Regions from separate parts of the Mus musculus genome. Here region 1 is linked to region 2. A link is a loop called in an ENCODE intact Hi-C map of the cell type or tissue named here. Cell type or tissue: gastrocnemius. All regions are shown on one strand. Links, peaks and the distances in the headings refer to the core of each region. The heading gives the core; the rest is flanking DNA.

Region 1 (16,509 bases), core at 3,358-11,357, 110 kb after region 2:
TTCCTGAAGAGTGATTTTTGCAAGAGTTCTGCCTGTGTTTTTTCGGTCATTGAGCCCAAGGGGTATGCTGTGGTCAGCTTTCAGGACTCTGCAAATCAACTATGCATATCTTTTCCATCTCTGTGGGGCCTGAAATCAACAGAAGGGGCCCAACTTGATATTCAACTTGGGCCCCTTCACTCCTAAGTGACATTCGGCAGGTCTCCTGATGTTTCTGGGCCTTGAACGTCTCGTCTGTAGTATAAAGGATACAGTAAAGACTCTGCTGTGTTCTAAAGCCACCAACGGAAGCAAATGGCTGCAATATGCATGAAATTCTAGGGAACAGTAGAAACTTTACTAGTATTGACCAGCGTGGTATTGGGGTGGCAAGAAGAGGGGCTGTCAGTGTGATCTGAAGTGGCAATTTTAAATCATAAGATCATATTAACTGTGTTATTAGCCACCTATCTTCATATCTGTGACTGTGGTACAATCCTGACCAAAAGGGACTTAGGGAAGTGTCTTAGTTAGGGTTTTATTTCTGTGAAGAGACATCACAACCATGGAAACTCTTTTTTTTTTTTTTTTTTTTTGGTTTTCGAGACAGGGTTTCTCTGTATTGCCTTGGCTATCCTGGGACTCACTCTGTAGACCAGGCTGGCCTCGAACTCAGAAATCTGCCTGCCTCTGCCTCCCAAGTTCTGGGATTAAAGGCGTGCACCACCACTGCCCGGCATGGGAACCCTTATAAAGGAAAACATTTCCTTGTGGCTGGCTTACAGGTTTAGAGGTTTAATCTATTATCATCTCTTCTGGCGTGCAAACGTACACGCAGACAAAGCACCCATATACATAAAGTGCGTAAATCCTTAAAAAATAACATTTAAAAGAAAAATGACAGATAAACTATCAGAGGCAGAAGCGCAGAAGTTTTTCCGGGAATTAAGGCTGGAGGGAGAAGGGAAGCTACTCATGGAAGAGATGTGCATGAAGGAAGTTTTGTCAACAGACTGTGCATTTATTCAAAACCTGAGCTGTTTGCATGCATCTTGGGTTCTTCCCATGCATTGCGGTGTGGTTGTGAAACAGCAGCCTTCAAGATTTGCTGGTCTGCAGACACTGCCAGCACCCAGGAGAGCCAGGGGCAGAGGCTGACCTTCGAGGCCCGTGTGTTGCTGACTTGAGAGAGGTTTATTGAATGAATGCGAATGTAATAGAAGCCACTGCTTTCTTAACAGGGTTAGGAAGGTTGTTCTTAGGAAGGAGCACGGCAGTGACGACAGAGAACATTCTGGGAGTCACCGAACGAATAGACAGATGACTGGCTTTGTGTGGAGGATGTAAATATTTCATCGAGAAGTACGGCGTCAGAATAGAAGTGTGGCTCCCTAAATAGACATGTGGGCACTCTCTATCATGTTCTCCTGAAGTTTCAGCAGCAGTTGGTGGCTTTCTTGCTGATGCTGAAATGTGTGACACTTTAATGCATATTCCCAAATGGCCTGTTTGGCCATCATCACTGCGTGTTTATAACTGTGAGGTCCTCCTAGACCAGGTGATATACACCAAAAAACAGCATATGGGAGGCCGAGTCAGGAGATCACAAGTTCAAGGCTGGCTATATAAAGACCATCTTAAAAAAAAAAATAAATAAAGTAAGGGCAAAGGAGATGACTTGGTGGGTAAATTACTCGGCAAGCAAGCAGGAAGACCTGAAATGGACACCAAGGCCTGAGGAGGTGGTTTAGCAGGTAAACTGCTGAGCATGCAAGCATGAAGACCTAGATTGGATCCCCAAACCCACATAAAGCTGGGCATATTAGTAGTCTTCTATAATCGTGGGTCTTCTACAGTGAGTCTGGAGGATCCTTGGGAGCTGGTGGGCCCGCTAGCCTATAAATGTACTGCCAAGCATCAGGAGACCTTCCTCAAACCAGACAGGAAGAGAGTACACACACCGAATGCTGTCCTTTGTCCTTCATGTATATACTGTGGCATGCTTACATTTACACTTAAACATGTACATACACATGCAAAGATAAAAATTAAAATAAAAAAATTGTAGCATGTCGACTTCCAAGTTCTAACATAGTACAGATCCACTTCCCATGGTCCCTGCGACCATATGGAGATTAAGGGTCTTCAAAAATGGGACCTGAGACAAAAACATATCTGTATCTCTGAATAAAAGATATTGCTATAATGAGAAAGTGCACAGGGCAATGGGTACCCAGGGTCAGAAGCTCAGGATGTAGTAACAGCCATTTCTTTCCTGAGCCTCGCGTTCTCTCAAGCTGGCTGTCATTCTTCTTCTTCTTCTTCTTTTAAAGTATCATTGTGTATGCGGTGTGTAAGTGCAGGCACACACACACCATGGTACATGCATTATTGTAGGTTCTGGGAATCAAACTCACACCATCAGGTTTTGTTTTGTTTTAGGTTTTCTTATTTGATAGGTATCAGTCTGCTTATTGCCTGCACGAATGTATTTTCTATGTACCACATGCCTGCAGTGCCCACAGAGGCCAGAGATGGTGAGAATCCCTCTGGAATTGCAGAAGGCTATGGGCTATGAACTGCCTGGCAGGAGCTGGGAACTGAACTGGAATCCCTGGGCAGAGCAGCTGATGATCTCAACCACTGAGTCATCTCTCTAGCTCTGTGGCAAGCATTTTTACCCACAAAGCATCTCTTCAGCCCCGTGGCAAGCAGTTTTACCCACTGAGCCATCTTCACAGCCCCAAGGCCCAGTTTCTCCACCAATGAATTTACACTTGGAGTGTCAGAGAGCAGAGGGAAATGGATACCTTGGGGTGATGCTGGCCAAGAGCCAGGGAGCATCATGTATCCAAGCAGGTGTCAGCCCTTGAGTACAGACTCTGTATCACACAGAGATGCTATTTGAGACTCATGGCCATTGGATGCCACCTGATGCCTGAGGCATTGTGAGAAGGGAAGACAATCTTGTTGATTGAGTTCACCCAGAGGCAATAAGGTTTACTTTAAATCGTTAATGTTAAATATTCTGTTAGGAGGAGGTTGAGGAACTCTTTAGACAGAGATTAAAAAAATCTAGATGCTGTTTTTATTTTGTTTTTGTTATTGTGGGAAAAAAAAAACCCTGACAAAAGCACTTGTCAGGGACAAAGGATTTATTTGACTTGAAGTCCTAGTTATAGTTTGTCATTGTGGGGAAGTCAAGGCAGGAAGCTTGGGGTGGTTGGCCACATCCATGATTGAGAGCAAAGAAAATGGGCACTCGCACAAAGTCAGCTAGCTTTCTCCATTCTTATATAATTCAGGATTTCCTGCTTAGGGAATGGTTCCACCCACAGTGGGAAGGGTTTCTCATGTCAATGAGCAAGCAGGACAGCTGTGCCCCACAGACATGCCTGCTGGAAAACCTGATCTAGACCATGGCTCGCCAAGACTCTCTTCCTAGGTGATTCCAGACTGTTAGATTCCAAGCTATCAATTCAATCTAACCATCAGTCGGGTATGGCAAGACACATCTTTAATCCCAGTACTTAGAGGCAGGAGCAGGCAGATCTCTGTGAGTTTAAGGCCAACTTGGTCTACATGATGAATTCTAGGACAGCCAGGGCTATGTAGAGAGAGATCCCCCCCCCCCAGCCAATCAAAAACAAATGAACAAACAAGCAAACAATTCCAACAACAACAATAACAACAACAGCAACAGCAGCAGCAGCAAAACCCAACCAACTAATCCCCCAACCAACTAACTAGCCAATCAACTAACTAGCCAACCAACTAACCACCCACCCAAACCAAACACAAACCAACAGATAAGATCTAAGCTTCACAGATGCTATGCCTGCTGTCTCTGTTGTCCCTGAATTTTGTAAATTGAGACACTGGTAGTTAAATGTCAGACACTGTGCTAGGTAATTTTACCCATTAGGCTCTTGGTTGAGCCATTTCTCCGGTCTCTGGGATTCTAATGTGCATTTTCTTTCTGAATACTGACCGATAAAACAGAAAAATAATCAAAATACTTGGATCCGACTCTTGTCTCCCTAGCTAGGTGTGAGGGTTATTCTTCATTGTCAACTTGGTTGGATTTAGCATGACCCAGGAGACAGGGCTCTTGGAGTGTCTGTGAGGCCACTCCCAGAGAGTTAAGCTTAGGGAAGACCCACCCTTCCCTCTGAAGGCACTGTCCCATGGCCTGGGATGCCAGGTCTGAATAAACACTAAAAAAACAGAGAGGGAGTCGTGTTTCCCATTCATCTCTCTTTGCTTCCTGATTGGGGACACAATGTAACTCTCCTTCTGACTTTCCCACTGATAGACTATATCCCTCAAAACATGAGCTGAACAAACCCTTTCTGTTAAGATGGTTTTGTTACAGTAACCAGAAGAGTTCTTCAAACCTGTTTAGCTGGTGTAGGTAGATGGCTGATCTAAGCCTGACCTTTAAGTTCTTTGTTATTCCATTCACCTCCCGTTCAAAGCCTGGTCTCCAGTGTTGGCATTTAGTCTAGGTTCTGCCCCACAGTTACTTGGCTACAGCCAGGTGTGCCTGACTCACTATAAAAGGCTGCTTGCCCCCTCCTCACTCTTTTGCTTTCTCCTCTTGCTCCTGTCCCTACCCTCTCTCTCCCCATTCCCCTCCACCCTCTCTCTCTGTGCTCATGGCGGCCTCTACTCCCTTTTCCTTCTCTTTCTTTCTCTCTCTCTTTCTCTCTCTCTCTCTCTCTCTCTCTCTCTCTCTCTCTCTCTCTCTCTTTCTTTCTTCCCTCCCTCCCTCCCTCCCTCCCTCCCTCCCTCCCTCCCTCCCTTCCTTCCTTCCTTCTTTCTTTCTTTCTTTCCTTCTTTCTTTCTCTGTCTCTACTACCCCTCAACTCCTCTCACCATGCCCTGAATAAACTCTATTCTATACTATACCATCATGTGGCTGGTCCCTCAGGGGGAAGGGACGTCTCAGCATGGGCCCACAGAGGCACCTCCACCAAACATATCCCTGGTTTCTCTTTCTTTTTACAGAACACAATATCCAGGATCTGCTCTAGGCCAAGGTCTCTTTGGAATGGAGTCTGGGATGGTGACTCGCCTGTAGCAGGTGGCTGGAGCAACCCTCATGGAGGCATGCCAGGAAGACTTGACATGAGAAACAGAATTACTTGATGTGACAGTTCTGAGCGCAGCTCACAGTTGGTGCTGGAGCTTGGAGAGTCATGATGTCCTGGATGAAATCTAAGAGTGATGGGCTGTGGACCTCTGTTTTAGCACCTTACACCTTAGGAGGGGGCGAGGTTGTGGGCCTTCGGCTAAGGATGAAATGCTGATGTAACTTATTTTAAAAACAGAAATTCGAAGAGGACACAGTGCGGCTCATAGCAAGAACATTCTTTTAACTACTAATTATGGCTATTCCTACCCACAGGTGAATCAGACAGGTGAATCTGTGGACCTGATATTTTTGAATAATATTCTACTACCTAGTCCAATGTGTTCTCACTGCAATGGCTTCCTCAGTAGGTCTGGGTCTGTTGTGTCCTCTTTTGATGTGTGCACTCTCAGTGTACTGACCTACGATGGTATGGGACAGAGTGTAGGAGGTAGGTTTTCTCAGTAGAGACAGCTCCAGATTTCAGGTGATTACATAATCTTTCCTCACAAATTTTGCAGGCATCACTACTTGGTATCAATGCTTGAATTTTTGCAGACAACATGTACCATTCATGGTTGGCTTTCACTCATTCACCCGTTTCTATTAAGCATGCATTTATATCCACCATGCATGCTAGGTATGGTCAGAATGTTAACTAGCTTGTGTCATTTACAATGAGACCCCTGATAAGGTTTCCTTATGATTCTGGGGTTCAAATCCAAGGTCAGGTGGCCTCATTTGTTTGGTCTTCTGGAGAAGGTTGCACGTAGCATGCTCAATGGCAGATAGAAAAGGGAGGGGAGACCAGGGTTCCACAGTTCCTTTTGAGAACATATTACCAATGACTGTAGGACCTCCTTATAGCACCTGCTGGTACCATTTCTGATGAACCTCGGGGTGTGGGGTGGGTGGGTGGCAACACGTTTAACCAGAGGCTGAGGGTGCCTTCCACACACTCATCTAAATAGGTGCCTGCTCTCGAAGAGTACAGAGTGCCTGAGCTAATCTTAGACTGGATTATGAAAGCAGAAACACACCTCTTCATATGCAAAAATAAAGCCAGGTAGGGGATAGTCATTCATTCATGGTTTTTCTATAGTAGTAGAATCTACAGCCTGTGCTGTTGGGGTGAGCATTCAGAGCATCTGACTCAGGCATTCACAGAGTAAAACAGAATGTGGTTGGTGTGTGTGTGGCGAGCAGGAAGGGAAATAGCTCTGGGATGTTAGTAAATTAAAATTTTAGGGCTGAGGCGGTGGGTCCGTCGGCAAAATGCTTGCCTTGCAAGTATGGAGACCTGAGTGTGATCCCCCTTTCACTCCAAGAAGCACATAAAAATGCCAGGGGTGTTAATTAATATGCTAGTATTCCCAGATCTAGGGAGGCAGAAATAAGATTTCTAGGGCTTGCTGTTTGGCCAGCCTAGCTTAATGGCAAGCCTGTCTCAAAGGAGGATGGCACTGTCACCAAGGAATCCACACAAAGTTGTCCTCTGGCCTCCAAGAGAGAACACACACACACACACACACACACACACACACACACACACACACACACACACACGGGATGGGCATACATTTAAAAAATAAACAACAGAAATCACTGTGTAATTTTCATTTAGTTTCTCACCCGGCAGTGCCCTCTGGTGGCAGAATGAAAGTACTTCATCCCAACCTGCACCGTTTCTGCTCGTCTGGGACAGCTACATAATTTATCATGCAAACTTAAAGAGTTTTGATTGTAAAATGGGAAATGATCAATAATTCCCTAAAGTTCCAAGTGTGAATGAATATCACTGAGAACAAACACAGCCTGGAGGGAAAAAGTGATCCTGACACCGAGTCAGCAAATGCTTGGCTCATTTCAGATGTTAGAAGGCTTGATTCTTAGCTTTCCCTCACTAATTACCACATGGCCATCATGGTATTGCCAGGTAAACTGTAGGGCAGCTAACTACAGATCATCAGTAATACACCTAAGACATCAGCAGACACCTAAGGGTGTCTCAAGTATGCAGATGAACAGCAAATATTTTTAGTATTAATATGCCCTATAAATTGTTTCATGGGACATACTTATCCTAAAAAGTATTTGCCTCTTATCCGAAACTGGATGTTTCGGGGGTGGGGGGTGGGGTGGGGTGGTGGTGTCTGTTTTTCTTTCTTCCAAATGTAGGAATTGAGATAGGAGGGCTCTAGTCACTCGCTCAATGGGCAGGCCTTGTCATCTCAGGCCTGGGCTGTGTAGCAGGACAGACGGCTGCAGCGGCACACAGAGCTCAGTGACTTGAGAACTTGTGTGGGTGCTCCCATGCTCATGTGCCAAGACAGTCTGGGGGAGGCACTCTGCAGTCTGAGTCAGGGACGTCTCTGACAGTAGTCCTGGCTCTGGGTATGAGTGCTGGGTTTGGGCAGGGGCTACCAGCTTCTAGAATTTCTATCTAAGGGACTTTGTGGTGTCAAACCTTTCTCTGACACTGTCCTTCCCACAAAGGGGTCTCTGAAACCCATTTTTTTTTGAAACTGTAGCTTATCCTCATGGCCACAACAACAGCCAGTTGTAGGGACAGCCAACTAAGGTGGAACAGTTAAGAGTCCATATTCCAGGGATGTCACAGTTGGGATCTAAGGTGCTAGTCATGGTGGAAACAAAGTTCTGGGATCTGGAGTCATCTTACCAGCAGGGAGGTGGGAAGAAGACAGAAGGGGAAAGAAGAGGGCATGAGAAGAGGAGAAGTGGAGAGAGGAGGAGCAAGGGAGGAGGGGGAAGGAGAAGGGGAAGTGGGAGATGGGGAAGAGGAAAGGGAGGAAGGGGAGGAGGAGGGGAAGAGAAGGGGAGGAGGATGGAGGAGGAAAATAGGGAGGGAGAGGAGGAAGGGGAGGAGAAGAGGAGGAGGGGGAAGGAAAGGGAGAAGGGGGGAGGAGGAGGGAAGTGAGGAGGGGGGAGGAGGAGGAGGAAGAGGAGGGAGAGGAGGGAAGGGGAAGAGCCTGAGAAAGGCATGTGTAAGAGAGCATAAGGGAGTGGCAAGGAGAAGCAAAGACCTCCATGGCCCCAGACATATGAGAAACCCAGGGCTCCATCCATGTGTCTCTGCAGCCCCACAGCTCCACAGCTCCACGGCCCCACAGTCCCACAGGCCTACAGGTTCACAGTCCCACAACCCTGCAGTCTTGTAGCCCTACAGGCTCTCTGTAGCCCCACAGCCCTGCAGTCCTTCAGCCCCACAGGACCACAGCCCTCCATCCCTGTAGCCCCTCAGCCTCACAGGCCCACAGCCCCACAACTCCACAGCCCCACAGCCTCACAAACCAGCAGCCCCGCAGCCCCGCAGTCCCACAAGCTCACATCCTTACAGCTCCACTGCATGGACCTGAAGCCATATCTCAGTCACTGTTCTATTGCTGTGAAGAGACACCATGACCAAGGCAACTCTTACAAAATGAAGTATTTACTGAAACCTACAGTTTCAGAGGTTTTGTCCATTATCACAGCAGGAACATGGTGGCATGCAGACAGGTCCTGGAGCAGTAGCTGAGAACTTCCTCCTAATTGGTAGAGAGGGGCAGAAAGAATAGACCTGGGGTGGGCCTTATGAAAAGCCCACCCCTGGTTACATACTTCCTCCAATAAGGCTACACTTCATGATCCTTCTAATCCTATCAAAGAGCTACACTGCTAAGCATTTAAATATGAGCTTATGGGGCATTCTTATTCAAACCATGACAAGCTCCATAGCTCCACAGCCCCACAGCTATCATGGTCCTACGACCATCCAGGGGAACGGTTGGCACAGCTGGAGCGCATGGTCCGCCACTCCAGCTTCCCCTCATTCACTACTACTGCATCAGAGTCACCTGTGTGGTGGAGTGTTATCTTCCAAGAACAGTAACTACTGCTGTGAGCAAGGGGAGGGCTCCTCACGATGTCCCCTGAGAGTTTGTCACCGTACCCTGTTCTTCCCAGTCAACTGTGTCTAATTCTGCCCAAACTGCAAGTGACCTCGTGCTCTCAGAGGGTGGACTGTGGAAGGTGGAGGGAAGGACTTTATTTATACAGCTGTGGGGAACATCATGTTGGGGTAACATGTTCCGAAGTATGGTTGTTGGCATTTAGTCTAGACTCCACTCCACAGTTACCTGGCTACAGCCAGGTGTGCCTGACTCACTATAAAAGGGGCTGCTTGCCCCCTCCTCACTCTCTTTTTCTTGCTCTTACTCTGTCCCCTTGCTCCTGTTCCCTCTCTCTTCCCATCACCCCCCCCCCCCCATGTGCTCATGACTGGCCTCTTCTCCCCCACCTCCTCTGCCTTTCTTTGTCTCTACTACCATCTCAACCCTCCTCCCCATGCTCTGAATAAACTCTATTCTATACTACACCAGCTTGTGGCTGGTACCACAGGGGGACCCATGCTTCAGCGTGGGCCCACAGAGTCACCCCCTTCTCCTATACCATTCCTTGCCTCTACCAAACATGTCTCTGGTCTCTCATCTTTTTATAAAACACAACAGCGGCTGCTTTGGGGTTCCCTGTGTCCTATAAATAATCCCAAATCCATGATGTTTAAGTAAGTGCAATAAATTTTGGTGGGATGGCGCTTTTGTTGTAGAAATTGTTTAATTCCAACCCAGGGTTTGTATCCTGCCTTTGACCATTTAGTTCCCTGATAACACACACACACACACACACACACACACACACACACACACACACAACCTTTATATTTACAATAAATAGCACAAGAGCTGGGTGGATAACTACCCTCTATGTTATTAGAGCCTACTTTCTATCGCTCACCCTGAATTATTACTTACTATTTACTACGTTTCATCTGGGGTGCTCCTAACTCCAGTTGGCCAGCCCTCAGGGCCATGTTTTTATGGCTTACCTAACCCATGGCGGCTTCCTCCTCCCTTCACCTTCTTTCCCCCTTGTGATCCCCCTCTGATCCCAAGCCAGTGAAACCTAAACCCCACCTATGTGTCTTCTGCTGAGCTATTGGCTGTTGGCATCTTTATTTACTAATTAGAAATAACTTGGGCAAGGTCACTTAGCTTTTAAGGGCAGACTCTCTGTCTCTGGGGCAACCAGTCTTGGAGACCCAATATTAGCATTAGAATATAAGCAGGATCAGGCCAACCTAAGCTGGGCTTGTTGCTGCCTTGTTCGGGCATGGGGGGGAGCAGGTGTTTGTATCTCCCCAGAAAGAACTTCACACAACACCCCTAAATATGTTTCCTGAAGACTTCTTCCCAAACACTAGAATCCCGGTAAACGAAATACTATAACCTGCCTTCAAAACTCGTCTAAATGTTCTCCAAAGGCATGCCCACCCTCCCTAAGGCCTCCTGCTGTTCCCTCAGGTCCTCCCTTCTTGGTCCCTGCGCCAGTGTCTTTCAACACCGTGGAAATTCCTGTCTGTAGCTTCTTCTCATGCACGGGCCAGCTCAGCTGTCTTGAGTGTGTCTGTGCACTCAGGCTGGTTATCTTACAGCTCTGGTTAGTGAGGTCTGTCGCCACCTAGTGGCCGTCTAGGGTGAAAGGGGAACTCGATCCAGAAGAGAGGTGGGTAGTGGCATTTTCTTGCCTGCTGAAGAAGTAGCGTCACTCATAAAAGCACCAGGAGGCTCAGAAGATCCCCGACACAAGTGGGATTTGAAGCAGGATGTGGAAGAAGGCGAGATTCATATTTGCAGACTGACAAGCAATCAGCTGTGAAAATACCCACCAACCCATATGGACTCATGTTTTCCCCACGGTTTCTTTCCCTGCCCACAGGAAACTGCCCAACCCCTGTTGCACTTGCGTCTTGTGGCTGCTTGTCCTCTAGGCTGCCTGGCCAGGCCACTGCAGTTGGCCCAGAGATGGGGCTTCATACTTAGATGGGTGCATTAGAGTCCCCTTTATAGAGATCTAAACACAGGACCTGAAGAATGAAGCCAGGGAAGTGGAGAGATGGTATTCTGCACAGTCATGAAGACCCCAGTCTCACCATTCTTCCTTCTTCTCATTCCTTTTCCTTCTCCTGACCAGAGAGCCTGCATCCAGTCTCTTATTTACTAAAGCTACACCATCAAGGGTTTCACTATTGTTAATATTTTTTGAAATCCTTAAATTTATATAATATTTCTATAAATCCCAGGTCATTAGTTCCAATTCCTGCTTCCTTAAAACAGAAACTAAACACAGAGCAAAAGCATGTTTCTCTATGGTTTTTACACAGCCTGTTCTTCACAGGTAACTGGGCACAGCTCTTGCGGTTTCCTGGTACAGCAGACAGCAGTCTTTAACAGCAGTAACTGTTTTCATGTAAGAACAGAAAGGTGACAGACTACTAGGGTTTAAATAAGTTCTTACAAAGTTTTAAATTTTATGTAAGTAAAGCAGCAGGCTTTCTCTAATATCTCTCTAGGAACTGTCGTCTTCAATCCTTCAAGAAACTAGGAGGACAAAATACTCATGTTTTATACGCTTGTACATCATGTTTTAATTCTCTAACCTTTGTTTCCTATCCTGGCAATTCTGGGGTCTCATATACTCTTCTTCTAATGCTATTTGTTTCTACATCATATACAAACCTTCCTCCTGTAAAATAAACCCATCATCATTGCTCGTTTTCTATAGATCCCTTCTTTTCCTATCCATGCCTTTTCTTATTGAGACATTTTAACTCTCTGTCCTTGATGTCCCCAAGGTCACCCTGGCTAATTAATGCAGCAGTCATTGGACTGAAAGGCACATGTATCTCCTCACGATTCCAAGTTTTAAGGCCAAGTCTCACAACGAACTATTTCTGCAGCGAACTGTTTCTACAAAGGACCATGTAGGCTTCTATGGCCTCTGTGGTTATGTCGTTTAGATTCTTTCCCATGGCCTTAAAGGCCAAGCAGAAGGCCTGTTCCTCATCCTCCACAGCCTCATGTCCACCTCCATTCCTCATTCCTGAGAACTGGATCTGTTTATTATGGAGTGATTAGCTCTGAGTAATGGAGAAAGCATATTCCCCAGAAAGCAAGATTGAAAGTAATATAGAAAAGACAGTATATCAGTTTCAGGGCAACAACACACTTGGGGATCAATGGCCTGGCAATGCTCTAGGGGCGGGAACTGTGTCACCACACCTCCCAACACACACACACACACATACACACACATTTACACGCACATACACATATGCACACATTCACACACACACACTCACATACCACATACACACACCACAACACATACACACACTCACATACACACACACATGCACACACTCACATACCACACACACACACCACAACACATGCACACACTCACATACACACACACATACACACACTCACATACCACACACACACACACACCACACCACACACACACACACTCACATACACACATACATTCACACAATACACACACTCACACATTCACACTCACACACACATACACACATGCTCACACACCACACACACATACACACACATACCACACACACATACACACACATTTACACGCACATACACACATGTACACACTCACACACACATAACACACATACCACACACACACACACACACACACACACACACCACACACACTCACATACACATACATACACACATTCACACACACATACACACACTCACACACACATATACACATACACACTCACACACACACCACATATACACACACACTACACATACATACACACACTCACACACACACCACACAAAAATACACACACACATACACACACACATACACACAGAGTGAGAGAGAGAGACTGAGAGAGAGAGAACGCTACGCTGCTTCTGGCATGAACTGAAGTCCTCTTGAGCAATGAAGAAGATTCCAAATTGAGACTAATCCTGAGCCATAGGTGACATTCATGAATAAAACATTAGTACTGAAGGACCTATTGCCACCTTATCAGGCTGTGAGCAAGTAGGACAAGGTGTTAGACTCCTTTGGACATTATTCTTCCTCTGCTCCACACAACTTGTGGTATGCTGTGATTCCAAACAGAGCTGAGGAGTCACTGCCTTGGGATCTGGGGCACTGGGCTCTACTCCTGCGCGTGAAACCCTGAGCTGTTCAACCCTTGGCGTGTCAGCAGCCAAGATGTTTAAACATGCTTGGAGGAATTCATAAAACACAGCTACTGTAGGAAATGCTAACAGTTCATAAACACTGTTTAGTGTTAAGACTTCGGATGCCGCTAGCCCTACTTAAGGGAAGCCAAAATAGTTTCTTTTGTTCCGGGTAGGATCAATTTTTTTTTTTTTTTTTTTTTAACATTGCAGGAGTTTCCCAGTAAGGTCTCAGCATTTGAAAGCAGCAGGGACACAGCTTTCTTTGTTGCAGTCAAGATAAAAGGGCTGCTGACAGCTTCAAACGGGCAGGGCAGGAAGGATCCAGATGTTTATGATGGAGCTTCCAGATCTGGAAGTGGATAGGATTTCTCCTCAGCGGGCCAACCAGGATTCCTCTCTAGGACCTGAGTAGACAGAGGGTTACTGGTTTCCCGAGCGACCCATAAGTCACCCTCTGGAACACAGACATACGATTTTGGTCTTGGTCACTAGGAGTCTGTGTAAGCGTGTGAAGGAAAGGCACAGCCGGCGCACCGTGTTCATGGCTTCACAGATCGTAACGTAAGCAAGTGTGCAGTGAAACCACCAAGTGGACCACTCCTTGGCTGCAAAGAAAGGTTTATTGGGCAGGGGGGAATTGGAAGACATCATGACTACCTCTTGGAGGAAGAGAGAATTGCAAAAGGTGGGGAGCCTTTCTGATTTTAAAGAGACAGGCAGGGACAGGAGGCAGCCTGTAAGATGGAAGTTAGGATAGCAACGGGGGAGAAGACTCCAGGAGCTAGTGTGTGCAAGCATTTCTGCTCGGATGGAAGGGCATCCTGGGACTTGGGAGCCCAGGGACCATACAACTCAGCAGAGGCGTTGCGGCTCCCAGGGGAGGCTCAGGAACCTCAGCTCCACTCCTCTTCGCTTCTTCTCTTCTTGGCTTCTTCTGAGAAGAGAGTCACACTGGGCAGGAAATCTCATGAAAAAGATTTATTGGAGGGTCAAGGGTGTGGAGGGATGAATACAGGGATTCTGTCCCCAGAAGTGGGCAGCAGGGAATTGGACAAAGGAGTAGCGCTTATTCTTAGGGGCTGGAGCTTGTCAGGCCAGAGATTTCCTGATTGAGGATTGGTGGGATTTCAAGTCCTGAGCTTGAGGAGCTCAGGGATTGGTGGGGTTTCCTGTTCAGGAATTGGTGACTCCCCCGCCACCCCCCCTCTTTTTCCTGCAGTGGGACCATGCGTTAGGGTGGGAAGTCCTTCCGGGATGCAGCAAGCTTTTGCTGAGGAGCCATCTCTGTGGGGCTGCTGGGAGTCCGGGGTGGAGAGGAGGTGCTGCCGCTATGGACAGACAGCTCCTGTGGGAGAGCTCCTTATGGTGTTTCACTAAGGCTTTAGGCTGAGGCCAGAAAGGTGTCTTCACCGTGGCAACTCCTGTCGCTACTGTGAAAGCTGCAGCCTGAGAAGAATATGGTGCTGCCGTTTTGACAGGAGCCACCATTTTCGCATCTTACCATAGCCATGGGCTGGGGTGGGAAGCGAGGGGCCGGCCACCACTTTGAAGGATTTTGCAGCCCACTGCTTAGGGACTATAGCTTGGGGGCTTTGGCATCTGTCTATAGGTCCATGCTAATAGGGAACTAGATGGCCCATTGATAGAGATACAAGTATTGGCTCTTCCTGACAGACAAACCCGGTCACAGGTTTCTGAGCAAAATTTAGCTTAAGCGTTTGCTTACTAACTGGCTTCCATCCTCAGTCGTCCAACTGCTCATACAATGCTAGGGAAGGGATGGCTGCCCTGGCAGGGGTAGGTGAGGGTTTGGAGTCATCTAGAAGGCACACTCCTAGCCTGGGTTTGAGGATATTTACAAAGAAGACTGGCTGAGGTGGGAAGCCTACACTCAGAATAGATGGCACCTTCCAGCTAGCAGTCCAGTTATAAAGAGGATGCTGTAACCAAGAGACCTAACCCAGTGGTTTGCACGGAGGAAATGCCATGAAGAGGCTTCAAGACATAGACCCAGGCATCTGTGCCCTGGATTCTATCTGTGGAGAAGCATTTCTCCCAGGCATCTTCAGATGTTGGTATCCACAGACCTTTTTTGTGGTATTGCATCTATTTTTCTAGTCTCTGTCCGCCAGAGCCTGGCTTTTTCTGGGGTCTCTCCACATGGACTTTCTTCCCAGTGTCTGAGGCTTACTATTTTAACCTTGTTTGAACTCAATTACTCAGGAGCGGTTCCATTTCTAAATAAGGAGGCATCCACAGGTACTGGAGGTTAAGGCTCAGGCATGGCTGTTTTTCGGAGTTGTGTTTCACCCACAATAGCCTGTTTGATAAATGTTCCTATCTGAAGCCAGAGTAAATTCAATTCTCCTCCCCAGAAACAAGAAGAGTCCCTCCACAGCTAACAAAACATCTGTGGAGTTTTGTTTCCCTAGCAACGAGCAGCTCTGGTGCAAGTACCTATGGCCATAAAAGGATGCCATACTTATTTCTCAGTGTGCATACCTGTGCTGTGGCAGTCATCAAGTCATGTCTGAGGCAAGATTCACCAGTAAAAAATAGAACGAAATAAACTAGACTAGGAGCTCCCAAAGGCGATCTCTGCTTCTCTCTCTTTTGTTTTCAAAACACATTCTGCCTTTGAAATTTTGAGATTATCCTCATGGCTAACTCTCATTTTACTCTGTGCCAATTGCTAGTGTATGGACTAGGTGACTCTCAGGAAAATTGGTGTGTGTGTGTGTGTGTGTGTGTGTGTGTGTGTGTGTGTGTGTTTAAAACTCCTGGGGTAGGACCCAGGGCCCTGTCAAAGTCCTCAAATGTAGTCCAGTCCTCTGGAAAACCTGGAACAAAACAGCATGGTTGCTTGAACTTTTTCCTGGGGAGACAAAAACCAAAAACCTCCTCCAAGTTACTAACCATGATCCAACCCAGGGAGTCAATGAGTTTATGGTGCTTATAGAGTTTGGGCAGAGGATTATCTATATACAGGGTGACCTCAAAGGAGTCTCCCAACCTGAAAGACTCACCTAGCAGGGATGATAGCTTCTTAATGGCTGCATAGGTGGGGAGGCCCATCATTTAACCATCCCCAGTCAGTATATTCTAGCAGCTGCTGAGACCACAAGGCCACATATGATTAAAGCAGAATCCTGAACAAGTGTGTGTGTGTGTGTGTGTGTGTGTGTGTGTGTGTGTGTGTGTGTGTGTGTTGTAGGAGGCAGTGGCTGAGATCTTAAGTCAGTTTCTTATGACTCTCTCTACTCCTCCCTATGGGGGATGTTAATAGGTTCTGCTAGCAGTCACAGCCACTGC
Region 2 (16,509 bases), core at 3,368-11,367:
CATTACTGTGCCATGGTACATATGTAGAGGTCAGAAGACAGCTCTGTGTGATCGGTTCTCCATTCCACCTTTACGTGGGGTATGAGGGCTGAACTCAGCTCATCCGGCGTGCACGGCAAGCTCTTCACTTAGGGAGCAGCCTCGCTGGCCTGTGGCTTTTATGAACAGGTTTCCAGCTGAAGTAAAGGCCCACTTAAAGGGATACAAGGGCAGAAGTGATTTATTTTATTTTATTTTTTGGTTTAAAAACTTAGTTGCTTGCATTTCTGCACTGAGTGTGTGAGAATGCCTGATGCTCTACTTGTGCAGTGAGATTCTATGCTATTATGGTTTGTTCATCTTAAACATTCAATGTAAGGCTTACTGCATTCTTTTTTCCTTTGTGGACCTAAGGAAGAAGAGGGAGAAGACGGAGAAGAGGGAGAAGAGGGAGAAGAGAGAGAAGAGGGAGGAGAGGGAGAGACAACAGGAGAGGTAAGGTCTGCCATCATTAATGGTTTAATCAGCTGAGTGAAAACATTTGCTGGTGACACTGGCGTAACTTGTTACATTCCTCTCATGTGTGTGATGGTGTGTGTGTTTGTATGTATGTGTGTGTGTGGTGTGTGTATTTTTGTGTGTATGTGCATGTCTGTGTATGTTTGTGTGTGTGTATGTCTCTGTGTATGTTTGTGTGTGTATGTCTCTGTGTATGTATGTTTGTGTGTTATGTGTGTGTATGTGTATATGTGTAAGTGTGTTTGTGTGTGTATGCATGTATGTATGTATGTATGTGTATATATGTATGTGTGTATGTGTGTTTGTATGTGTGTATGTGTGTTTGTGTGAATGTATGTATATGTGTGTATGAGTGTTTGCATGTAGGTATATATATTTGTGTGTGTGTGTATGTGTGCGTGTGCATGTGGCAATTGGACATCAATGTCAGATGTCTTCTTCAGCCACTCCCCACTGTCTTTTGTGTGGCAGGTGTCATGAGAGTCCTCTGCTTAAGTTTGGTATCTTGTTCCTGTTGTGTCTTTGGCACTTACGCTTCTCAGTAATGACGTGGCTTTGTATAAACTAGACGGAAGAGGCACCAGAGGAAGGAGCAGGGGGGGAAGCTGAAGAAGAGGAGCCTGAGGAAGAGGCAGGAGAAGGGGAAGATTCTTAGGCCTTTCAGGCTGGTGCTTCAACTTTCCCAGGTAGGAGCATAATTCTGGAGCTGAGTGCTAGCTCCTGTGTGACCTGTGTGACCTGTGTGACCTGTGTGATCTGTGTGTCCTGTGTGTCCTGTGTGACCTGTGTGACCTGTATAACCTGTGTGTCCTGTGTGACCTGTGTGACCTGTGTGTCCTGTGTGACCTGTGTGTCCTGTGTGACCTGTGTGTCCTGTGTGTCCTGTGTGACCTGTGTGACCTGTGTGACCTGTGTGTCCTGTGTGATCTGTGTGACCTGTATAACCTGTGTGTCCTGTGTGACCTGTGTGACCTGTGTGTCCTGTGTGACCTGTGTGTCCTGTGTGACCTGTGTGTCCTGTGTGTCCTGTGTGACCTGTGTGACCTGTGTGACCTGTGTGACCTGTGTGACCTGTGTGACCTGTCACAGGTCTATCTCTCCTGCTCAGCTCTGTGCACTGCAGGCTTCATTGGCTACCATGTCTATGAGTTTGCACTAGGGCATGATGGGAAGGGAATAAAGAAGGGTCAGTGTGCATACACTTCCTCCTCTACATGATATTTACTTAAGAGCTGGCACAGAAGCAGCTTCCGGTCCTGATGCCTCTACTAGCCAGCATGCTTGCATGTCCACAGCATGACTGATCTCATTACTGATGATGCTGACTGCAAATCTAATCCAAAAGTCACTGAGCTAGCTACTGCTTCATGAAAGACAATTGCTGTTGCTGTGCATGTCATCCTAAGGACTGCACAGTCTGTCTCCACTTATTAATATCAACTGAACATTTGTGTGTTCACACTGTGGACCAGGAACACTTGTGTGGACACACTGTGGACCAGGAACACTTGTGTGGACACACTGCACTAGAAACACTTGTGTGGACACACTGCTGACTAGATACACTTGTGTGGACACACTGCTGACTAGATACACTTGTGTGGACACACTGTGGACCAGGAACACTTGTGTGGACACACTGTGGACTAGGAACACTTGTGTGGACACACTGTGGACCAGGAACACTTGTGTGGACACACTGTGCACTAGGAACACTTGTGTGGACACACTGGACTAGGAGACATTTGGCTTTTGCTTCCTTGTGGTTTTAAATATCTGTTGGTGATAAAACAGTAACTATGTAATTCTCTACAGGTAGGTAAGTATCACATGAGTATGTTAATGGGAGAATGGCAGTTTACAGTGACTGGGAATATGAAGGATGTGGTGGGATCCTTAGCTACCAGAGGCTAGGTGAAAACCCTAGAAATCACCTTGTGCTGTGAAAGCAGCTGGTTTCTTGAGACACAAGGACAACACATTTGCAAAAAGGGGTTGCTGCTGTCATTGTCTTTGTGACCCACTCTGGGGCAGCAGGTATTTTAGGATCGTCCTTACAATTTTTCTGCCATGGCTTTAAAAAAATTGAAGAGTATTTTAGTCTCTTTCCTGTCTATATCACACCTGTGTTAAAAGACGTGAGTCAGACTTCCAGTTACAGCCAGGAGAGCAGCTGAGGAGGACATAACAAGGGACGAGTACCCCAGCACACAGTAGGCCATCAGCAAGACCTGTGATGAGACTTGGTCCCCGACTAGAAAAAAAGGTTCATGTAGAGATGGAAAAGGAACTCCTTGGTACTCTGATGTATTGCTTAAGGAACAACTTAAGCAATGCTGTGTAGACAACCGGTGAGGTGGGGTCTGCCATCTTGAATGGTTGGTTTAGTCAGCTGAGTGATAACATTTGCTGGGGTCACCAGTGCAGCCTTTGCTGCATTCCTCTGTGTGTGTGTGTGTGTGTGTGTGTGTGTGCGTATGTGTATGTACACAGAGTGAACATTCCATCTCAAAATTTTCATGGAAAAGAAGCTTCAAGATGGTTTGTGTGTTCTTAGGACATCTTGAAGCTGGTGGGAATGGCTATCACAGTTTGTTACTGGTTCATAAAATTATAACCTTCCATTTATATTACACAGGACTTGATGCCTCCCCCATCCCCATGTTTCTTTTATGCTGTGGATACACACCACTGCCACCTGGCCATAGAATTCTACTTAGTTTTGTTTGTTTTCTTGAGACAGGGTTCCTCTGTGTAGCCCTGGCTGTCCTGGAACTCACTCTATAGACTAGGCTGGTCTTGAACTTCAGAGATCCTCCTGCCTCTGCCTCCCGAGTGCTGGGATTAATGACAAGCACTACCACCACTACCACCTGGCCACAGACCTCTACTTTAAGGTCAACTGTCTGTCAGATTTTGGTAACAGCTCCACTGCTAAGGAATGAACTGGGACTCATTTTTGAGAATTTTATAAAATTCCATCAGAAGAACTGGGGAAAATGCAAAAGTGATAAATTTACCATCAAACTAGGAGTAAAGCAAATTGCCACAGGGCCACAGGGCCACAGGGCCACAGGGCCACAGGGTCACAGGGTCACAGGGCTACAGGGCCACAGGGCCACAGGGTCACAGGGTCACAGGGTCACAGGGCCACAGAGCCACAGGGCCACAGGGTCACAGGGTCACAGGGCTACAGGGCCACAGGGCCACAGGGCCACAGAACCACAGGGCTACAGAGCCACAGAGCCACAGAACCACAGGGCCAAGAGCCACAGGGCCACAGAACCACAGGGCCACAGGCAGCTTCCCAAATACTGCAGATCCATCACTACTCACAACACTTGTAGAGTTCCTTGAAAATTATGCAGTTCTGAGATGACGACCATGAAATCCTGAGTGTGAAATGGCACCGTGGAGAGAGAAGCCTTAGTGTGTGGTTGTTGTCCAGGTTCAACCCCAGAGTTAAAATGAAAGCAATGTGGCACTGGGCAGAGCATTTGGTGTGTTTCCCCGAGGGTTCTAGGTTGGAACCCAGCCAGTAGTAATCTGTTTCAGAGTCTGAACACCTGGACGTGAAGGCGGGACCCAGGCAGCACCGCAAATTTCACCCTTGACTCCTCTTACTTTCTTCACGTGCGCCATGGCAGATAGCAGGGTCCAAGTCCCTGGGAACCACTCAGCTTCCAGAGGCAAGCCTGTCTCTGTGCTGGGGGATTTCATACTCAGATTGAAAACGTGACCTGCTGGAGTGCGTGGCAGTGAACAGAACTGTGAAGACACTCTCTTGTGCAGTCTAGAGTTGGAATCCAAACTATGCTTGAATCTGAGGAGCAACAGTGTGTGGTTTTCAGATTCTGCTTTGGTTTTTTTTTTTTTTTTTTTGTTGTTGTTGTTGTTTGTTTGTTTTTGTCTTTTGATGCAGAGTCTCATTCTGTCACCCTGGCTGGCCTTGAACTCATGAACTCACAGAGATCCTCCTGCTTCTGCCTCCTAAATGCTGCCTTTAAAGGCATGGTGGCACAGACCCAGCATAGTATTCGGAATTGAATTCCTCCTCCTGAGGCTGGACAGATGGCTCAGTGGTTAAGAGTACTTGCTGCTCTTACCAAGCATTCAAATTTGGTTCCTAGCACCTAAATTGCCTGGGACTCAAGCTCCAAGGGATCCCATGCCTTCCTGTGGCATCCATGGGCACCCTCATATACACATGATGCACACACACGCGTACATATGTGTATAAACATACATATTAATAAACAAATAAATAACACTCCTTCCCAATGCACATGACTCAATCCTGCTTTCTAGTGGAGACTTGCACTGTTGAAATTACCCATCAGGAACTTGGCTGAAGATGCAACCGCTCTGCCTTCCACTAACAAATGGTTGGGAAGCCATAGAGAGCTTTCCTTTCTTCTGGTGTTTGGTATATGTTAGGTCTGATAACCAGTACACACCTGGCTCCGTTCTCATGATGGAGATTTATTTTCTCTTCTTTACTTGCAGCCACAAATGGTAAAATGTGGCCCTGCCTTCCTGGTTTGTGGGTTGGATAGTGAAGATCACAGTGATCATTCTGTCTTTAACAGTCTTCTCACAATATTTCCTTCCTTCTAGAATATCCGAGCCACGAGGCTACATTTGAACTCTCTCTTCTCCATTAACGCAACGAAATACTTGGCTGGAAGCCAGCACCCTTCCCTCGGCACACCTGGGTTCACTGAGGACTCACGCCCTCCCAGACAGCTAGGTGCATGTGGGTCTCTACCTCACTGTGTCAACACGAGGCTGAATGTGAAGACTGCACGCGTACGCTGCCTGAAATTTTTGGTCTTTGCTTAACGTTTGTTTCCTTGGCTATGCACAAGTAGACCTTCTCGTTAATATTCTGCAAACAGGATCTTGAGGCGTAGTTTCCCCTCTGTGACATAGCAGAAGGATTTCTTTGTGTACTGCTTGTTTTAGGCTTGGCTTTCAGAACAAAACACTTCCCAGAGAGCAATCATAAATAAAGATTGATGCCAAGAATCTACCTGGTCTTATTGTTTTTCTCCTCACCCCTTCCTGGTTCATCTCTCTGCCTCTGTGAGGACTTGAACTTGCTCTTTCTGTTCAGACTAAGTCCTGTATACCCTGTCGTGCCAATTGGTTCAGGTTTTCAAGTGATTGCTGTGCACACTCTGCAGAGCACTGACACCCACACATGCAGGGGTGCAGCTAGGACATGATGTCTGCAACTTCACGGTCTTTGTACAATTTTGGCTGCAGGAACCTCTATGATCCCCTGGCTGCCGATTGGTTTGCAGGGTCAGCAACAGCTGACTGCTTCGGATAGGTTGGACCACATCACTCTGCTTGCCTGCCAATGTTACTTTATCAGAGCTATTTTCTTCCCTGTTACATTCTGTGGCACTCCGTTTCCCCTGCCATTCTGGGCAGGGATGGATGCCTCTGGCTCTGGGGGTGGGGTAGGCGTGGGGCAGAGGTGGGGGTAAGGGTACGGGCGGGAGGCAAGGCTCCTATCTTTGCTGTGCTGTCCCCTCTTGTCACAGTCACTGTGTTAGTGTCTCCTGCAGAGAGGTCAACTTCCCTCAGCTGAGCCATGCGCTGTTTACAATGTACTATTTAGCTGCAGCAGTCAAACTCTGGAAGATAGCTCTTTTCTTGTTACCTTGGTAACAAAAAGAGACTTTTTTTTTTGAAGCAAATTAGTCCCTCCCCCAATCACTGAAGTAGCTTTCCTTTAAAAACGTTTCTCTAAGAATTGGGAACAAAACACCCATGGACGGAGTTACAAAGTTTGGAGCTGAGACAAAAGGATGGACCATTTAGAGACTGTCATACCCGGGGCTCCATCCCATAATCAGCCTCCAAGTGCTGACACCATTGCATACACTAGCAAGATTTTGCTGAAAGGACCCAGATATAGCTGTCTTTTGTGAGGCTATCCCGGTGCCTGGCAAACACAGAAGTGGATGCTCACAGTCAGCTATTGGATGGATCACAGGGCCCCCAAGGGAGGAGCTAGAGAAACTACCCAAGGAGCTAAAGGGGTCTGCAACCCTATAGGTGGAACAACAATATGAACTAACCAGTACCCCACAGAGCTCGTGCCTCTAGCTGCATATGTAGCAGAAGATGGCCTAGTTGGCCATCATTGGAAAGAGAGGCCCATTGGTCTTGCAAACTTTATATGTCCCAGTACAGGGGAACACCAGGGCCAAGAAATGGGAGTGGGTGGGTAGTGGAGTCGGGGGAAGGGTATGGGGGACTTTTGGGATAGCATTGGAAATGTAAATGAAGAAAATACCTAATTAAAAAAAATTTAAAAAAAGTTTATCTTCTAAAAGCAAGGTAGGTAAAAGACTGGTAATAGGGAAACGATGGGTGAGGTTGGCCTCTCCTTGTGAGTATGTGCACATGTGCACCCCCAAAGAACTCAAAATTCCGTGTTGAAAAACAAGGAGGACCCCTCCTCAATTAATTGACTAATTTTATGGTAATCTGATGGGATTAAAGAGCTTGATTGGTCTAAAGAAGGCCCGAGCATTCAAAGTAAGATTTTTTTTTAATTAGAAAATCAGTGACATAAAAGCTAATTTGTTTCTTTAAGCCTGAGTAGTCTTTGTTGCTCATCCCTGGGGAGGGTCCTCTGTCCCACTGGTGCAAGAACCTACCTCACACTCTAAGGACCACTAGGGGGCGACAAAACACAGGCTTCGTGGTCTGGTGCCGTGGCCTTTAGGGCCAGCTGCCTGTTTGTCCACGGTAGGGTACTTCAGGATGAAATCACTGGGCAGCCAAGGCGTTTACCAAGGAAGAGAGCAGGCAAAACTAAAACCTCTACACAATAGTGAGCTGACAAGCACGTCGTCGTTCATAATGTTTTTATTCGAGATCACGTGCAGGTCTAAAATTAAAATTTGTGCACATATGAATCTATTGCATGTAAACACAGACATATACAAAATACTGGGCTCCATGGTGACATTTTCTTTCTTTCTTTTTTTTTTTTTTTTTTTTTTGTTTGTTTGTTTTCGAGACAGGGTTTCTCTGTGTAGCCCTGGCTGTCCTGGAACTCACTTTGCAGACCAGGCTGGCCTCGAACTCAGAAATCCGCCTGCCTCTGCCTCCCGAGTGCTGGGATTAAAGGCATGTGCCAACATGCCCGGCCCATGGTGACATTTTCACACCTACCTGGCAAGCATTTTCTGCTGTTCTCCCTTATTGTACACACTCTCTCTCATGTCCCCATTCTGTCCTCTGCAAGTTCCCATGTCCTAAAAATCTTTTGTCTTTAAATGTGTATGGGTGTTTTACCTTCATGACTGTACCACATCTGCAGTACCTGGTCCCCAGGGAGGAGAGAAGAGGGAGCCACAGCCCCTAGGACTGGAGTTACAGACACCTGTAAGCCACTATGTGGGTGCCGGGACTTGATTCTTGGTTTTCTGGGAGAGTCCCCTCAAAGCTTTAAAACTTTACTAGTCGCTTATGTGTGCGTGCCTGCATTAGTTTATGTGCACTTTGTGTGTACAGGTACCTGAGGGGGCAACAGGATGGTGTGGAATCCCCAGAACTGGAGTTCCAGACAGTTGTGAACTGTCATGTGGGCAGGAACCAAACCTGGGTCCCCTGTAGGAGCAGTGACTGCTCTTAACTGCTGAGCCATGTCTCCAACCCAGTTCTTAAAAACTTCAAAGCAGGCAAATAATCCGCTTTCCCATGCTTGCCTTCCACAGGAGTCCATGCTAACTCTGCCAGCCCCATGTTGGCAATTTTGATAAGGATTCTTGATCTTCCTGGACCCTCAGGGTGATTCTGAATACCTGAATATCTGGAAACATATTCCTGACCTGAGCTAAAGCATCCTTTTATGGCTTTCTGAAGCCTATGGCTTTCTTTCTTTTCTCCCCTACATTTTTTTTTCTTCCAAAGTGCTTGGTTTTGGTGTTTTTCATTGAGTTGTGAACTCTTTTTCTTTTTTCTTTTTTTTGGTTTTTCAAGACAGGGTTTCTCTGTGTAGCCCTGGCTGTCCTGGAACTCACTCTGTAGACCAGGCTGGCCTCGAACTCAGAAATCCGCCTGCCTCTGCCTCCCAAGTGCTGGGATTAAAGGTGTGCGCCACCACTGCCAGCGAATTGTGAACTCTTTAAGGTGTGTTAGTATGCTGTGGTGTTTAAACTAGAAGCCTGGGGCTGCTCAAGCACATGGTTTCTTCTGGGATGCAGACTCAAGCTGGCGAGGACTCCAGTGTGAATGTCGTGTGGTTGGGGAAGGCTTAACGTGGGGATCCCTGTCAAGGTTAGCGTTGTTGTAGATCCAACATCTGGTTCTTGCCAGCACAGCTGCTCAGTACCTTCTCCAGGATGGACTAGTGGGAATCCAGGTCACTGTGGGAGATACAGCAGCAGCAGTGCCTTTCCTGTTAATTTTGTTGTTGATTGCATCCTGCTGTGAGTCAGGCTCCTGAATAGGAAGCCTTACATATTCATTTTTGCAACCTGGTGAATCCTGTGACAGACGGAAGGAAAACCGAGGCATCCATGTTTGTATGTGAGCTACAAAGTCTGGAAACACAAGGGCAGAATATGAGAAGAACGCCTCACCTCAGCCGCCAGCACCCCAGTCTTATTCTACTGTGGTTCCTGGCTTTGATCACAGCCCACCCTGGATAATGCTTGGCACAGACATTTGGGAGAATGCATCTTGCTCCCCAGAGCTCCACCTTTCCTGACCCTTTCTAGGTCTTTGTTCTGTCAGTAGACTCAATGTTGCCTCCAAGACAAGTCCTCTGAGCCTTGGAGTATGGGAGTCTCTGTTTGGGTGCCAGTTGGTTTCTCACTGAAGTGGATCCATTGCATTTGGTGGCTAGAACAAAGCTCTAACAACTTACTTTTTTTCTAATCTTAACAATTTCATACCCTCTAATAAAAAGAATGACTTTTTTAATGTCTTCATTAAAAACAGATAAAATGTTACCCAATAAGGAGTTACAGCAGGATTGTTGATTGTAAGTTCCAAGTGGTAGTTTTATCTCTTTCATTCTATAAGCTCATTATCAGTTCAAAGCAATAGTTTTATCCACAGGTTCATCATACAGTCACAGCAATAGCTTTTTTTTTTTTTTAATGTAATAGAATCACCCACTCCTTTATTTAGAATTCCCCACTTACTTTATTATGGTGAACACCTGTGGCCTTATCCCTGGACCTGACCTAGAATGAATGATTTCCTTGATCATTAATTTGTTTGAAACCTATTTTTCTTCCTAGTGCAATTTACATGCTTATTACACATAAGAGCTCATTGAACTCCTTTTTGAACTACACAGCCTTTGGTATTCTGTGGCAGGAGGTACATTCTGTTTTCGATTCTAACCTTAAACTCTCTATCAACTATCTTAACTTCTTAAAATCAGTTACAGGGATTCTGTAAAATCAGTATCAGGAATTATATAATTCATGAATTACCAATTTATCTAAACAGCATTATTTCATGAAAGTTCATCTTCATGTTGATCTGCAGGAAATTTGCCCAATAGGGTGGGCTAATCCCCAGGAGTCATTCATAACAGTGTCCTCTAGGTGACTCCAAACCCAGGGGAGTTGCCAACTGAAAGTAAGCACCCATTGCAAGGCTCTGGGCAGCACAGCTGTGGTTCCTCATAAGTAGTTCTGATCTCAAAAAGAATTTGTGACTATTAAGTAGGAATTATAGTTTTTGATTGGTCACTATTAATTCCTACCTAATGTGTCACTAATTAAAAATATTTTGATTTGTGTGTATGTGTGTGTGTGTGTGTGTGTTGTGAGGTAGGGGCAGCAACCTCAAGTGTTTGTCTACCATCAGGTTTTTGAGGAAAGGGGGTGCCTATTTTATTTTAGAAGTATGCGTGTTTTACTTGCATGTATGTCTGTGTACCACATGCTTGGTGCCTGTGGAGTCAGAATAGAGAGAGTTGGATCCCTTGGACCCAGACTTGCAAGCAATTGTGAGCTGCCTTGTGGGCGCAGAGAACCTGGATTTCTGTCAGAGCAACAAGTGCTCTTAACCACTCAGCTATCTCTTCAGCCTGCAAATCCCCCTCTCTTTTTCCCCTAAAACAAGGTTTCATTAAGTAGCCCTGGCTGGCTTGTAACTCAGTATGTAGACCCATAGAGATACGCCTGCCTCTGCCTCCTGACTTAACCACCATGCCTGGCGGGTGGCTCTTTTTGTCGTTCACCAGTCTGGCTGCTCCACCTGCTTCTGGGATTCTTCTGCGTTTTCATGGCATCTCACCCTAGGAGTCCTGGGCTACAGCTGCCACTGCACTTGGCTTTATGTAGGTTCGGTCCTGATGCTTACCCAGAAAGCCTTTTACTCACTGGACCATCTCCCCAGCATCTCTGTTTCCCTGTAGCTTCTTTTCCTGGGAGAGGCCTGGAGTGGACACGAAAAGGTATAAAGGTGACCACACCATAGACACAGTATTCGGAAGTACCGGAACTACTGTAGATTATTCTCCAGTGTTAAAGGCCACCTGTGATTTTTAAATCTAAGAATGAACCCAACAGACAGTGCAAACAAAAAAGTAAACTTGTTTTACATAAGATCTCAAACTGGGAAGTTCCCAAATGAATTGCAATGCTCAATTCAAAACTCATGTGGTGAGCAATTACAGATGGCTTTGCAAAGTTCTGTTTTTACATATATAGTGTGTGTGGTGTACATGTGTGTGTGTGTATATATATGTATATGTATGTATGATGGGTATATGTGTGTATGTGTGGTATATATATATATATATATATATATATATATATATGTGTGTGTGTGTGTGTGTGGTATGCATGTGTATGTGTGTGTGTATGTGTGCATGTGCATATATGTGTGTATGTGTGGTATGTATATGTATGTGTATATATGTGTGTGTATGTGTGGTATATATATGTGTGTATATATGTGTGCATAGTGTATATGTGTGTGTACTTGTGGTATGTATATATGTGTGTATGCCTGTGTGTGCATATGTGTATGTGGGGATAGGATGTGCATGTGTGTTATATGCATATGTATATGTGTGAGTATGCTTGTGTATTTGTGTGCTTGCTTCCTTGTGTCTGAGTACACATGGGCTTGGAGGTCTGTGCGTTTGTGTGTACATGGAGTGGAGAAGTGAAGACTGGGTGTTGATGTTAGCTGTTTTCTTTGACATATTGAGGTAGAGTCCCTCATTGGCCCCAGAGCTCACCAGTTTACCTAGCCTAGCTAGCCAGTTTGCAGCAGGGATCCTGTCTCCGCCTACAGAGTGTAGGTGGCCACCATACTCCACATGGGTGCTGAGGACTCAGTCCTCATGCTTTCACTCTGAGCACTTTACTGGAGAGCCATCTCCCCAGTCTCCAACCATATAGCTTCTATCTGCTAAATCAGTGTTGTATATTTGATACCGACAACTAGTCATAAAAACTAATTTGGTAGTCTGCAGTTCAATTTGAATTTTATATTTTTCCTGAATTTTTTTTTTTGTCAAGGTTTAGGGACCCACTGTGGAGGGCAAGTCTGGTAACCATGGCAACACCATTGCCATCAGCAAAGTAGCTCCCAGAACTCAAGGTTTTCCGGGTAGGGAGGTTAATTCCTGTAACAAAGGCTTTCTGTTCCAGTGGGCACAGGAAAGCTCCTGTTTGAGTTGGTGGCTGGGGTGAGCCTTCAGGCTGCTGACTCTGGAGGGAAGAACGTAAGTTGTAGCTTGCCACCCTTAGTTGTTTTATGAACACGGAATAGTGAAAATGCTTGCCAGCAGGGCATGTTCCCCAGGAACCCACGCCTCTTCGCAGCAGCGTCACAGACTCCCGCATAGGTGCTGTGCGTGAGCTCGTTCTGAACAGCAGTATCGGTTCCTTGAAGGATTTCTCAAGCGTGTGTAGCGCGCACAATAACCCAGTTCTGGAGTGTTTCAAAGGGGTCACAAAACCTATCTTAAAGTAACCCCGGTGACCAGAATAGCCTAGTCCCACCAGCTAGCTGGGTAGCTGCTTTGTCAGCTGCTTCCCACAGACTGCCGCGGCCTTAACGGTGGTTTCTGAGGGCATCCTCCGCGGCTGCACCATCAAGGTTGTTAAATGTCCTCTGACGAGCCACCTGCGTGCTCCAAACTCACAAGACAGAGCGCATTCTCCAGCTAGTGAAGTGCTTTTCACGGTGAGCATCGAGCATTTTCTCAGAAAAATGATTTCTGAGACTGTGATTTAAAAATTTAGTGATGTAAAAATGTGCCATAATTCCAGTTTGTCTTGTTCCATGGCCGTAGTTGAAATGGAGGTTACAGCACCGAGGGCAGAGCTTTGTAGGTAGAGCCCGACTTTCTTTTACGTCCCTTATCTATCTATCTATCTATCTATCTATCTATCTATCTATCTATCTATCTATCTATCTATCTTCTATGTTATTTATCTATTATTTTAATTTATTTTATTGTTTACCTAGTGTTCATCTTTCAGTTTGCTGATTTTTTTTTTTTTTTTTTTTGCATGTCCTCAACCATATTTTGTAGGAAGGAGTTCGCTCTCCACATGAGAAATGCAACCGACAGCGATCTTAGGAAGTGAGAATTGAACCACGCACAGAGACGTAGAACACGGCTCTGCTTATGAACGTGTGCCTGTTGCTGCTGGTTAGTGGGGAGTGGGGATCTGGGATGGATGTTTCAAGATTGCAAAGTAGCAGAGTGAAGTGTTAGCTCAGGTCAGGAAGAGCTATGCTTTGTGACTACTGCTTGGGGCCCCCACAGGCTTCAGAGGAGTCCGGCTGCCAAGGATATGGCACAGGAGTTTCTGTTTTGATTGGCAGGCTTGGATGATGTAAGCCTTTGCTCACTTCCCAAGATACCTCTGATTTTAATCTTATGTGCATCCACCTTTGCATATGCATAAGACTCTTAAGTAGGGGACATGTCTAACAGTTCACTCAGAGGCAGGTATCCCAACCTAGTCTAGGCCATGTGGTCCCTTTTCTGTAGTTCTGGCAGGGAGGAGGTAGGAATGTGTTTCTGGGTGTGTCTGAGTTAGAACAAAGTTGGTATGTGCACAGCTAAGGGCACCAGAGGCTGTAGGTTGTTCACAGATGACCAGAAGTATTTGTACAGGCAGAGCTCTGCCTGCCTCTGTCTCCTGAGTGCTGGGATTAAAGGTGCACCATCACCACCCAGCTTGATGGCTTGGCCTATTTTTTCCCCCAATTTTTTATTAGGTATTTTCTTCATTTATATTTCAAATGCTATCCTGAAAGTCCCCTATACCCTCCCCGCCCTGTCTCCCTTCCCTCCCACTCCCACTTCTTGGCCCTGGTGTTCCCCTGTACTGGGGCATATAAAGTTTACAAGACCAAGGGGCCTCTCTTTCCAATGATGGTTGACTAGGCCATCTTCTGCTACATATGCAGCTAGAGACATGAGCTCTGGGGGGGGGGGGGATACTGTGTAGTTCATATTGTAGTTCCACCTATAGGGTTTAGACCTCTTCAGCTCCTTGGGTGCTTTCTCTAGCTCCTCCATTGGGGGTCCTGTGTTCCATCCAATAGCTGACTGTGAGCATCCACTTCTGTGTTTGCCAGGCACTGGCATAGCCTCACAAGAGACACCTATATCAGGGTCCTTTTCAGCAAAATCTTGCTGGCATATGCAATAGTGTCTGCGTTTGGTGGCTGATTATGGGATTGGTCCCCGGGTGGGGCAGTCTTTAGATGGTCTATCCTTTTGTCTCAGCTCCAAACTTTGTCTCTGTAACTCCTTCCATGGGTGATTGTTTCCAATTCTAAGAAGGGGCAAAGTGTCCACACTTTGGTATCCGTTCTTTTTCAGTTTCATGTGTTTTGCAAATTGTATCTTATATCTTGGGTATTCTAAGTTTCTGGGCTAATATCCACTTATCAGTGAGTACATATCATGTGAGTTCTTTTGTGATTGGGTTACCTCACTCAGGATGATGCCCTCTAGGTCCATCCATTTGCCTAGGAATTTCATAAATTCATTCTTTTTAATAGCTGAGTAGTACTCCATTGTGTAGATGTACCACATTTTCTGTATCCATTCTTCTGTGGAGGGGCATCTGGGTTCTTTCCAGCGTCTGGCTATTATAAATAAGGCTGCTATGAACATAGTGGAGCATGTGTCCTTCTTACTGGTTGGGACATCTTCTGGATATATGCCCAGGAGAGGTATTGCGGGATCCTCTGGTAGTACTATGTCCAATTTTCTGAGGAACTGCCAGACTGATTTCCAGAGTGGTTGTACAAGCTTGCAATCCCACCAACAATGGAGGAGTGTTCCTCTTTCTCCACATCCTCGACAGCATCTGCTGTCACATGAATTTTTGATCTTAGCCATTCTGACTGGTGTGAGATGGAATCTCAGGGTTGTTTTGATTTGCATTTCTCTGATGATTAAAGATGTTGAACATTTTTTTAGCTGTTTCTGAGCCCTTCGATATTCCTCAGTTGAGAATTCTTTATTTAGCTCTGTGCCCCATTTTTAATGGGGTTATTTGATTTTCTGGAGTCCACCTTCTTGAGTTCTGTATATATATTGGATATTAGTCCCCTATCTGATTTAGGATTGGTAAAGATCCTTTCCCAATCTGTTGGTGGCCTTTTTGTCTTATTGACAGTGTCTTTTGCCTTACAGAAGCTTTGCAATTTTATGAGGTCCCATTTGTCAATTCTCGATCTTACAGCACAAGCCATTGCTGTTCTATTCAGGAATTCCCCCCCACCCCGTGCCCATATCTTGGAGGCTTTTCCCCGTTTTCTCCTCTATAAGTTTTAGTGTCTCTGGTTTTATGTGGAGTTCCTTGATCCACTTAGACTTGACCTTAGTACAAGAAGATAAGAATGGATCAATTCGAATCCTTCTACATGATAACCTCCAGTTGTGCCAGAACCATTTGTTAAAAATGCTGTCTTTTTTTCCACTGGATGGTTTTAGCTCCCCTGTCAAAGATCAAGTGACCAGTAGGTGTGTGGGTTCATTTCTGGGTCTTCAATTCTATTCCATTGATCTACCTGTCTGTCGCTATATCAGTACCATGCAGTTTTTATCACAATTGCTCTGTAGTAAAGCTTTAGGTCAGGCATGGTGATTCCACCAGAGATTCTTTTATCCTTGAGAAGAGTTTTTGCTATCCTAGGTTTTTTGTTATTCTAGATGAATTTGCAAATTGCCCTTTCTAATTCATTGAAGAATTGAGTTGGAATTTTGATGGGGATTGCATTGAATCTGTAGATTGCTTTCGGCAAGATAGCCATTTTTACTATATTGATCCTGCCAATCCATGAGCATGGGAGATCTTTCCATCTTCTGAGATCTTCTTTGATTTCTTTCTTCAGAGACTTGAAGTTCTTATCATACAGATCTTTCACTTCCTTAGTTAGAGTCATACCAAGGTATTTTATATTATTTGTGACTATTGTGAAGGGTGTTGTTTCCCTAATTTCTTTCTTAGCCTGTTTATCCTTTGTGTAGAGAAAGACCATTGATTTGTTTGAGTTAATTTTATATCCAGCTACTTCACTGAAGCTGTTTATCAGGTTTAGGAGTTCTCTGGTGGAATTTTTAGGGTCACTTATATACACTATCATATCATCTGTAAATAGTGATCTTTTGACTTCTTTCTTTCCAATTTGTATCCCCTTGACCTCCTTTTGTTGTCTAATTGCTCTGGCTAGGACTTCAAGTACTATATTGAATAGTTAGGGAGAAAGTGGGTAGCCTTGTCTAGTCCCTGATTTTAGTGGGATTGCTTCCAGCTTCTCTCCATTTACTTTGATGTTGGCTACTGGTTTGCTGTAGATTGCTTTTATTATGTTTCGGTATGGACCTTGAATTCCTGATCTTTCCAAGACTTTTATCATGAATAGGTGTTGGATTTTTTCAAATGCTTTCTCAGCATCTAACAAAATGATCATGTGGTTTTTGTCTTTGAGTTTGTTTATATAGTGTATTACGTTGATGGATTTCCGTATATTAAA

The links. Peaks named below come from ENCODE experiments on the same cell type or tissue, not always from the same donor. Only the 100,000 strongest peaks of a DNase experiment are listed, where the experiment ranks them.
Region 1: a loop joins it to region 2, with 12 times the contacts of the local background. A loop is called at or near these places in 39 of 42 quality-filtered maps.

What each region holds. Positions count from the first base shown.
Region 1 is chr16:96,334,701-96,351,209 of GRCm38, forward strand. No RefSeq gene overlaps it. Among named protein-coding and RNA genes, the nearest start is that of Gm41510, 9.1 kb to the right of the region's middle. In gastrocnemius, for the core only: CTCF peaks have their summits at 6,775 (motif pointing left) and 10,639 (motif pointing left); DNase peaks (open chromatin) are centred at 5,089, 6,746 and 10,627.
Region 2 is chr16:96,223,408-96,239,916 of GRCm38, forward strand. It overlaps Sh3bgr (SH3-binding domain glutamic acid-rich protein), which reads left to right. Exons shown (of 8, transcript NM_015825.2): 6 at 394-474; 7 at 1,067-1,184; 8 at 5,116-5,526. The coding sequence ends at 1,153. It also overlaps a transcript of B3galt5 not described here. Among named protein-coding and RNA genes, the nearest start is that of Sh3bgr, 31 kb to the left of the region's middle. In gastrocnemius, for the core only: a CTCF peak has its summit at 7,187 (motif pointing right); DNase peaks (open chromatin) are centred at 5,211 and 7,208; H3K27ac peaks cover 1,691 bases.